2 separate regions of the Homo sapiens genome follow, and region 2 is linked to region 1. Evidence: chromatin loops called from intact Hi-C (ENCODE). Cell type or tissue: heart right ventricle. All regions are shown on one strand. Each heading gives the region's core, and the rest is flanking DNA. Links, peaks and the distances in the headings are about the cores only. Region 1 overlaps LINC03122 (long intergenic non-protein coding RNA 3122). Region 2 overlaps SMIM15-AS1 (SMIM15 antisense RNA 1).

The links. A loop is a pair of places that touch in the nucleus more often than their neighbours do. Peaks named below come from ENCODE experiments on the same cell type or tissue, not always from the same donor. Only the 100,000 strongest peaks of a DNase experiment are listed, where the experiment ranks them.
Region 2: a loop joins it to region 1, with 2.5 times the contacts of the local background. A loop is called at or near these places in 53 of 110 quality-filtered maps.

What each region holds. Positions count from the first base shown.
Region 1 is chr5:61,657,082-61,662,458 of GRCh38, forward strand. The region is part of intron 1 of LINC03122 (long intergenic non-protein coding RNA 3122); the gene reads left to right. Among named protein-coding and RNA genes, the nearest start is that of LINC03122, 22 kb to the left of the region's middle. In heart right ventricle, for the core only: a CTCF peak has its summit at 1,635 (motif pointing left); DNase peaks (open chromatin) are centred at 1,630 and 2,256; H3K4me3 peaks cover 1,240 bases.
Region 2 is chr5:61,165,653-61,171,029 of GRCh38, forward strand. All of the region lies in intron 1 of SMIM15-AS1 (SMIM15 antisense RNA 1), which reads left to right. Among named protein-coding and RNA genes, the nearest start is that of SMIM15, 5.9 kb to the left of the region's middle. In heart right ventricle, for the core only: a CTCF peak has its summit at 1,965 (motif pointing right); no DNase peak of the experiment used is centred there.

The DNA of each region.
Region 1 (5,377 bases), core at 315-5,314:
GGAAAAAAACCACACTGTGTTATTAAGCAGAATCCCCTTTACATACAGGGATCGGATCAGTTTGCCCGGATTGTGTTGCCTGCTTTATTGTCCTACTTCAAACACGGGGCCCTGGGCATCATCTCGAGGAAGGGCTGATTGAACTGTCGGCCTGACACTTGTCAGCTGTGGATAATACGGGCTTCAGTCCGTCATGCTCACACATAAATGAACCATGACAGAGATAGACTGTTGAATAGAAAAAGCAGTTTTACTGTGGATAACCTTTCTTGAATAAATGCAACAAATAATAAAGTCTGAAAAGGGGGAACATGTACCTTAGGAAAGCAGTGACGTTCAGAACCAAACGGTTATTATCTTTTTGGGCCATCAAAAATTGCCCATTTATCCAAGTACATTATTGAGAGAAAAGCTAAAAGTGCTATGATTATCATAAAAATGATGGCAGTTGAATCTATGCAGTCTTCAATATTATATCACATAACAAAACCTAGTTACAGCTCACCAGGATTGAAAAAGGAGGCATTGTTTGTGTACCAAATGGAATCCACAATTGTTCTTAGAAAATGGTGGCACACATCTTAATTAAAAGAGCAGAAAAAGAATCTAAAGCTCTTCTTTATGTCTTTAAAACACTTCTCCTTTTTTATTAAAAGAAGAAAAAAACAGAACTCCCAGTAGAAATTGTGGAAACTCTACATTTCAATCAAGACAGTCAAAAGAATGATTTGAATTTACAGGCCTGTAATTGGAACAAATTGGAAACAAAAGAAGAGCTCGTTTAAGCCACGTGATGTGGCCACAGTGCTGCCGTGTACAGTATGTTAGAAAAAAAAATCATGTTTCTTTAAAGCAAAGCTAACTCCACTGCAGGCTCTGAGCAATTTGCATAAATGTCTCTACCATGATTTTTTTTTTATTTATGGGCCCTAAGTTTCTAATTAAATACTAATTAATACTATCACCAGAATTGTCTCCCATCCCCAGCTCTTCATAGCTTTGTCACTTTGATTAATGCACAGTCATTTATTAACTTATTTAACAAGCCGGGGTGCCTCATGACAAACTAGATTAAATTATCCTCATAACAGTCTCATTACTGGAAAAAGGGAGTTTTAAACTTAATAAAAATTATCCTCAATAATGTTAAAGCTTTTTCACCATACCCTTAAAAGACAGAAATAGGTTTCTTGTTTGATTTATAATATAAGGAGTTGTATAAAGCATCCATTAATAAAATTTATAAGTTCATTTAAGCTTGCACATTACAGTAGTGCTGTAGCCTTGGGTGCTTATTATTTAACTTTTGCTGTAGTTATGAAGATAATTAATGTGCTGACCAGACAGGGACTAAAATACCCACCAGAACAAGATAATTAGAGACATAAATAATGTTTAGGTTCTTGTGTGCTGCTCTTAAAATTAATTGTTTTGTTTTCCATCCAAACTTGATAAAGAAGAAAATAAGAGTTTACCAAGGAACTGTACGATGAAGGTGAGATGTTTGTTTCGGTGGACTGGCAAATGCTAGCAAGTCTGGCAGTTTTTGGGCTGGAGGAGGGAGCAGATGTGTCAGGGGATTTGGCTCCTTCTGGGAAACTGTTCGACCCTCATTGCTCTCTGTCGCCCTCTGGTGGCCAGGTCCTGGTGACACGCACACCTTGCAGCCAGGCCTGTTTGTCAGTGGTAGGCGGAGGGGTGAGGCAGAAGTGGGAGCTGGAGGAAGTCTCTTCATTTAAGTGCTGGGATAAACTTCTCATCTCAGTCAGATTCCAGGAGAAGGGGGGCCCCAGAGGGAGCTCAGCATATCTATGGCAGCAAATCTTCCTTGCTGACAAAGCAGAATCCAGGAAGCTGTGGCTCACTCAGGCCCTGCCGGTCTCAAAATAAATAGGCACAAACGCTTTAAAACATGCGTGGAGCGCTGACCCTCCATGGGGCTGTGTGCTAAAATAAGTGTTCAGCATGTTCGGAGGGCAGATTCTCTTTTTATTTTCAGTTTCTTGCTAAAATAGCACCCTTGTTAAGGGTCTAGGTGACCCGGTAGGAAGAGCAGGGAAAGGTATCTGCTGACGGAGGGTCTACTGTCTAAATTTCCTTCTGGCCTGGGCCGTCCTGAGTCTTTGGGTGGGGTTGTGGGAAAGGCGCAGTAGCTCCCTGGTCAAACAGGGAGCTGCCACCCTGTGTAGACAACACTTCACCACTGACAAGGCACCTTGGCATGTATCGTGCTGTCTTCACCCCTCCAGAGCCCTGTGAGACCAGAGGGAGGGACTGTTACTATGGTTGCTGAGGGGTCACGTGCTGATTTCAATCCACAAACCGGCCGGCTGGTGACTTCCTTGCCGGGAAGAGCACCTGGCTCCTTTTCTTTCGGTATCTGAAGTCCTTTCTGCTTTTCCGCACCTCACCCCCAGTTCTTCTCTCTCACACCCTCCTTCTCCCGCTCACCTTTTCTTTTTATCCTTGATTCAGAGCAGAGATAACAATAACTCTACTTGTTCTCATACTAAAATAGCTCACTTGTCAAAGCTGCAGGGAGACTGGTGCCGCGGAAATTCTGTGAGCAGAAGAATGGCTGGGAGAATTTTCTCCGAGTTTAGATTAGAGCGCTTCATGGTCAGAGTCCTCTCCCATTCACTCCCATCCCTGGGAGGTAAAAAGACAGCAAACGTCTTCATGATTTATAACTCTTGTTTAGCATTGATTCAGAGCTCCATCTTTGCAAGTCTATTAGTAGAGACCTATTAGTGGAGGTTGGCTTTGGCCAAAAATAGATCAACGTTAGGCCAAATCTTAGCTACCTGATTCATTCAGTTTCCTCCAGGCAACTTCATTTGAATTCAGGGTATTAGGTTCCCAGGCTTGCCCAGGATTCTGCTTGGGCAAGGAGGCCAAATTAAATGAAACAGGGCCTCTAGGAGCCAAGTGAGGGGATGTCCTAGATTAAAATAAAAGCGCAGGAAGAGAAGAGCTCTCGGTCGGTGAAGGAAGGTGAAGGCCCAGGTGATCTTATTCCTGTCTGGGTCCTTCCACTGGAGTTCCCACTGGCTTCATCATGATGGCCTCAGGAGTGGAGGGGCAGAGGGGAATGGTGGCTAGATGGATGCAGGCCACAGATTAGGGATGCATAGTTGGGAAGAACACAGGAGAAGAAGAGAGAGTTTTTCAGTGGTGCTCAAACTTTAATGGGCAAAACTTTGTTTAAATGCAGAGTCCCTTGCTCCAGTTTCAGACTTGCTAATTCTCTTAGTCTGAGATGACACCAGGAATCTGCACTGATAACAGGGCTTTAGTGACTTTGATTCAGGGGTCAGTCCATGACCAGTCATTAAGAAACACTGGACGAGGAAGGGAGAAAGAGAAGATAAAAGAACTGTAGGAAGTGAGGGAATTTTGCCTAAATCATGTTTACCTCCTGAGAAAGTGCCATAGCTGTCTTCTCTCTCTCTCTCTCTCTGTGTGTGTGTGTGTGTGTGTGTGTGTGAGAGAGAGAGAGAGAGAGAGAGAGAGAGAGAGAGAGACAGAGAGAGACAGAGAGAGACAGAGAGAAAGAGATGCCCTCCATGGCCAGAGAGGAAGGTAGGTCAAACACATATCCTTGGCTCTTCCAGCACCTCTCGTTGTGCTTACCCTGGAGGCCCTGCTCAAATCCAGTCTACATTGTGTCCACTGGAGGCTGCTCTTTAAGCTCTGTCACTCTCCTGCTCACCCCTTTGCTCTGACAGCGGCATCCTTCTGTGAGGGGACATCTGAAGGAAATGGGGGTACAGCTGTGCCCTGAGCCAGGGTTGCTGCCAGCATTGAAGAGAAGATTGAAAGAGCCCTATTTCCCACCTCCATACAACCTTCTGGAATAGTCAAGTGCCAAAATGGCCTTAATTAAACTGCCTCAGGCACATTCTGAGGGCCAGTCTATTGCTTGGGCCATTATGGGCAGACAGAGGTGCTGTGAGGGTAAGGTACCCTCACACAGCTTCAGAACTAAAGGCGCCCCAGCTGGGATGTCCTGACCTGTCAGGGCTCTCTCTATTGTTCTCTTCATGCCTTGGTAACCACGTAGGCAGAGCGATGTGGATGCCACATGTGTGCACAGATCAATGCATTCATGGTCACAGGCAAGTGCCAGGCACTGTGCTGGGTGCTGGCAATAGATGAAGATGAAAGACGTTTTCTTGCAAACTAGCTTCACTGTTGCCCCTTGAAGGCTCTCAGTGACATTGCCCTGAGCTGAAAGAGTATATCCAGAGGTTACTGGGACTGAGTGTGTCTTCTAACACCACTTAGACACCTGGCAGAGAACAGGACACTCATGACTAGACTGGCTCAGGGATGGCTTTGTAGGGTGGATGTGACAGAAGGAGAAGAGAGTGATAGGGTTTAGGGCTGTGGTCCCTAAACTGGAGTACACACACCCTCAGGGGCTGTACAAAATGCTCCAATGGGAATGGGCAGAAAATACTGAAATGCTTATTATATTGGCCTTCTAAAATCATGTCATTTGTGCCTTTCCATTTTCGTGATATGTTTTAAAATGAAGAAAATGTCAGCCCAGTAGTAAAATGTATGCGATTTATGAACATATTGGGGCTATGTGCTCGATTCTTTTCTTGCTTCATTGCTGGCTGTGCACTACGAAGCAGGTTCATAGGCTGTTGGTTTAGGAAGGGGGCTATTGTAAAAAATGGGGCTGAAGTGCTAGGCCCTGGAGTGTAGGTGGGAGGGGGAAGGAAGCAAAACCAAAAGGGGGGGATGAGAGAATGAGGAAATGGGAAGAGCAGACATGGACGGGCTCAGGGAGATTGAAAGTCAGGGGCAGCGGGTTGAAGGGAACCGGGATCTCAGTAGAGGAGGCTGTGATGAGGCTTCAGGATACAGGTTGAGAATATCTCAGGTGGGACCACTCTAGGCCATTCGCAGGTTAGGGGTGTCACCAGGTGAGGGAGGGAAAGAAAGGGACGGCAAGTGTATTGGATGTGCTGCCCACAGGGAGGGACATTAAAGTGCCCACCCTGATGGCAAGATCTAGGACAGAAAAGAAGACAGTAAGTTACCAAGGTGTGAGCGGAAGGTTCAGGTGGTTTTGGGCAACCAGGTGGCTAAGAGAGGGTGGGGGGGGTTTACATACAGGTAGAAGGACACAAAGCCCTTTCCAGTCCCCAGGAGTTTGGGGCCATGAAGCGCTCACTACCTGGGGTAGGCTGGGCAGCACCCGGGAGAGCCACGGTCCCTGCGGTCACAGGAAGAGGATGGAGTGCTCCGCCCTCCCCACGAGCTTGGTTGCGTTGCTCACCCTGGAACCAAGGTCCCAGAGGGCACTGGAAGAGCCTTTGGATGTGAGGGATGCAGCGGGAGTGGGTGTCTCGGTGGTCAGAGC
Region 2 (5,377 bases), core at 51-5,050, 490 kb before region 1:
AAAAGATCCTTAATCAGGTTTTTATTCTCTCAAATGTCTGTCAGAATACGAATTTAGAATAACAAGGAAATAAGGTCTGCTTTATTTACTTTTAAGAAATAAAATATTATTCATGTAAGTTTAGCCAAACTAACTAAACCTGATGCTGTTAATGAAATAGGGCCTGCCTTTGCATAAGATAATTCCTGTGTAGTATATCACACCACCAGCCTCTTCAGCACTAGTGTACTCTATTGCAATTATATTTTATAAGTAGAGCCTTATAAAATTCTTTTGTCTATTGAGAATGGAAGTCCTGTGGCAGTCCCATGCCATTTTTTTTCTTAAAAAGTATTTTTCCCTTGATTGGTGCAAAATTATATCTCATTCTAACCCATGTCAAAGTTGTAAGTAGTGAAACCAGAATAAGATTCAGATAATATTAAGATAATAATATAGTTTAATAATAACAATTGAGTGTGTCTAAAAGACTTTGAGAGTTCTCTTACCTGCATCTTACTTTGATGGAATTGGTTTCTTCCCTAAATTTTATTTTGTGAGGTTTTTTACTTCCATTGAAACATAATGCAAAACATTTCTTAATAGGCACATTTATGTAATATTTATTTATTTTTATTTATTTATTTATTTTGAGGCAGAGTCTCGCTCTCTTGCCCAGGCTAGAGTGCAGTAGTGCGATCTCAGCTCACTGCAGCCTCCACCTCCCAGGTTCAAGTGATTCTCCTGCCTCAGCCTCCCGAGTAGTTGGGACTACAGGCGTGCACCATCATGCCCAGCTAATTTTTGTATTTTTTGTAGGGATGGGTTTTTACCATATTGGACAGGCTGGTCTCAAACTCCTGATGTCGGGTGATTTGCCCGCCTCAGCCTCCCAAAGTGCTGGGATTACAGGCCTGAGCCACTGTGCCCAGGCAGTGATTTTTTTTTTTTTAGCATAATCAGATTTTAGTGATATTTGAAAGTTTATACAGAAGAATAATTTTTTTTAAAGCTACTTATTGTGGCCAGGCACATTGGCTCATGCCTGTAATCCCAGCCCTTTGTGAAGCAGAAGCAGGTGGATCACCTGAGGTCAGGAGTTCGAGACCAGCCTGATGAACTTGGTGAAACCCGTCTCCACTAAAATTAAAAAATTAGCTGGGCGTGGTGGCACATGCCTGTAATCCCAGCTACTTGGCAGGCTGAGGCAGGAGAATTGTTTGAACCCAGGAGGTGGAGGTTGCAGCAAACAGAGATCATGCCATTGCACTCCTGCCTAGGCAACAAGAGCGAAACTCCATCTCAAAAAAAAAAAAAAGCTACTTATTCCAGCTCTTTGGGAGGCCGAGGCTGGTGGATCACCTGAGGTCAGGAGTTCGAGATCAGCCTGACCAACATGGAGAAACCCCGTCTCTACTGAAAATACAAAATTAGCCAGGCATGGTGGCGCATGCCTGTAATCTCAGCTGCCCGGGAGGCTGAGGCAGGAGAATTGCTTGAACCCAGGAGGCAGAGGTTGCCGTGAGCCGAGATCGCGCCACCGCACTCCAGCCTGGCAGCCTGGGCAACAAGAGCAAAACTCCATCTCAAAAAAAAAAAAAAAGTTACTTATTGAGTACTTAGTATGTACCAGGTGCTGGGCTAGGTGCTTCACACTTATTATCACTAATCCTGAAACTAAACAACACCACAGGATTGTATTTTTATACTAATTTTACAGATAGGGAACCAGAGACTTTAAAAATAAAGCAGGAATTTTAAGTATATCTGGCCAAAATCTCTGCTCTTTTTTAATCGAAAAACAAAACCATTGTAGAATCAAAAAACATGCTTTCATTCTATGAAATCAGCGTTTTTTGTCTTTCATTTTTCTTGACAAAAAATGCTGATTTTATAATATGAAAGTATGTTTTTTGATTCTATAATTGTTAACAGATAATAACTAAAATCCCCCCAAACTTCAAAATTGCCTATTGCCCAGGTGGTGGCAGCATGTCTCAGAGAGCCAATGTGCTGGGGAAGGTTTTCTCCAACCTTGCCAGTTGATCGGCTTCTTCATCCCACATACATGACATTATAAACCTCTCAATTCTCTGTTGGGCTCTTTCACTGCTATTAGACCAACCCATCGGTGGTTCATGGTCCCATTAGCCTCATCTTCTGAATGGGTCATACTCTGCCTGTTTCAGCCTATTTTCCCTGCAAAGTGTGACCAAATTGTTTTCTGGAAAACTCATTTAGGCCTATCCTATAAGTTGTTTCAGTTAGTATTTTTCCAACCATTATTAAATGTTGTTTGGCAGAAACACCTCCTAAACTGTTAGTTAATATTATTAAGAAATGCTTGTTTAAATTAGAAGGCATGCGTCTCAAACTTTGGAATACACCAATTAAAGGAGATAATGAAAAGCTTATAAAAGATAGAGGCCGGGTGCGGTGGCTCACGCCTGTAATCCCAGCACTTTGGGAGGCTAAGGTGGGTGGATCAAGAGGTCAGGAGATCGAGACCATCCTGGCTAACATGGTGAAACCCCGTCTCTACTAAAAATACAAAAAAATTAGCCGGGCGTGGACTAAAAACACAAAAAATTAGCCAGGCGTGGTGGTGGGTGCCTGTAGTCCCAGCTACTCAGGAGGCTGAGGCAGGAGAATCACTTGAACCCGGGAGGCGGAGCTTGCAGTGAGCCGAGATCGCGCCACTGCACTTCAGCCTGGGTGACAGGGTGAGACTCCGTCTCAAAAAAAAAAAAAAAAAGGATAGAATTAGTCTTCAAAATAAGAACAATAAAATTCAATAGGGAGCAGTACAAGGTTATATAATTTGGAAGGAATGCATATAAATATATAGCAGATTACTCGTTAAACTTTCATTAGCCAAAAATTGCTTAAAACGTTCTTTTCATATGTTTGCAGGGCTACTGCCTTCCTAGAGGTTTCAAATGAAGTGCTACCTATTACAAAAGGCTTCTCCACCCCCATAACATTTTTTTTCTCCACAGCTTTTACCTCAATCTGATACCTTGTTTACTGGTTCACTGTCTATTTTTTCCACTAGAATGTAAGCTATATGAGGTCGGTTACCCCAATACCTAGAACATTGTTTTAAATAATTGATTTCACGATGTAGCATTGTTGCTTACAAATAAAACTGAGAATGTTTGAAGGAATTATGAAATAATTTAAATCCTGGATATTTGTGAAGCTCATAGTAAAGTGCCAAACTGTTGAAGTATGTTTTGAAAGTGGTGAGATACCCTAGTAGGAAGAGGTCTAAAAGATTAGTAAGATGTTTTGGGAAAGGTTAAAATAATTGTAGTTATCGTGTTAATGAGAGAAGACTAGTTACTTAATGATTTCCAACTTCGTAAAAGTATTTACAGGAAAGTCGTGATTCATCATTTTCATTGATAAAAAGAATTAGTCCTAGGCCGTAGGTGCTACGATTTAAGATAAGAGCAAGCTAGACTAGAGATCTAAATAGAGATCTTTGAAAATGGGATAAGAGTGTATACGCAGACTAGATGCCCTCACTAGATACTTTCCAGCCTGTGATTCCAAACGCAGATTGTGGGAGAAAGATTAGATAGCAGGTGCTTCTGTTGTTGATAATTCCTTGCTACCCATGGCCATTGCCATTTTAAAACCAATTCAGTGTGTTTTTTGAGCGTAGTCAATATAGGTGATTATATATTGCTGTTTTGGGTAGTTTATATTTGTTGACATAATACTGAAAATTGGATGTGTGCTTTTTTAACTCCAAGACTTCATATTTACAATGCTTAATCTCCAGAATGCCACCATACATGTACATGCTGCAAACTAATTCCCTGTAGTTAGCAGCCATCCTTTTGGAGGAGTAAAATGTCCAGTAAATCTGAAGCCTTGGGTTGTAGTCCTGCTAAAATCGTAAGAGACCCTAAACTTTCTGGCTGAAACTAGAGGATCAAATATTAGGCCTGTCCCTATATGATTTTTAGCTATGTCAAGTAACTTTTTATTTCTGTACTGGGTTCTCCTAGCCATTAAATTAGAATTGCTATCCCATTGGGAAGACTAATTCACGTTTAAGAAGCCTTCAGTGTAAAAGCTTTGTATTGCAAAAGCAGCCCCTAGCACGATTGCCTTCACCAAGTAGCATTTTAATTTAGACCTTCTACCTTCACCTAAGCTAACTGCTTAAAGTAACCATGCAAAAATTTTTAACTGCATTTGCAATATGATGTTGTCAAGGGTATTGTCCTCTGTGTCATATTGTGCCCTTTTACTTTTTTATTTTTTAATTTTATTAGAGATGGGGTCTTGCTGTGTTGCCAGGGCTGGTCTCAAACTCCTGGCCTCAAACAATCCTCCTGCCTCAGCCTCCCAAAGTGCTTGGATTACAGGCGTGAGCCACCACACCCAGCCTCAGTGTCCTTTATATAAAGTCCCATGTAAGATATATTAGTAAGTGATTCTTAGAATAGTTTCGGAAGCCACTTTTTGATAGTGAAAATTTTGTCAGGAAGCTCAAGCCAAATTTGAAATGCACGTTTAACGGTCATCCTAACCTGCATACTTGCATTTCTTTTTAAATATGCTTTTCCTAGAACAGATATCCTTTATCATTATTGTATATGTTCACGTAGGAAGACATCGCAATCCTTTGTGAAATAATGTGGGGTACAGGTTGCCTGTAGGTAAAGTGTTTGAATCTCAGAAGTTTACATAGAGACCCCTGATATGTTAACAGGTAGTTACAAGTAAAATTCTCCCATTGATCCAAATTTTTATGTTTATTTTTAAATCTCATAACTATTCAGAACCATTAGTTCTCATTCAGAACTGTGGAACGTAAGAAATCATTTGGAATTGCATCCCAAAGTCTAATTCTAAAAGCTAGTTTGTGTCTTTAAAAAGCTTTCAGAGTATAATGTGTATATTTGGAATCTACTTTAAAAAGTGAACAAAAATTTAATGATACCAGGCTATAAATATAGTTTCCTAAACCATCAGTTACACATCCTGGTCCCTCACTTAAAGACATCCTGGTCCCAAATTTTTAGTTGCATCTGCTGAGTTCAGTTTATGTTTTTAGGCTTCCTGGCTTAAAGTAAGGAAGTAGAGCAATCTGAAATCAGAAACTCCATTCTGTTTCATATATGTCTTCTTGAAGTAGGGTAAGTAATACTGGCAAGTTTGATGAGTTTCTGGAGGCTTTGAATTTGAAGTTTTCCTAAATTTTTAGATTTGCCCTTGACCAACTAATTCTCCACTCTCTGTAATAAGCAGATAATAATAATTCCTGCCTTCAGACAGAAAGTTGGACCAATTTTTTTTTATTTTTTTTTTTATCTCTAGGTTTTAATATTCTGTTGTAGGACTATGCCACAGTTGTAGAGTTGTACTGTTAATGAATATA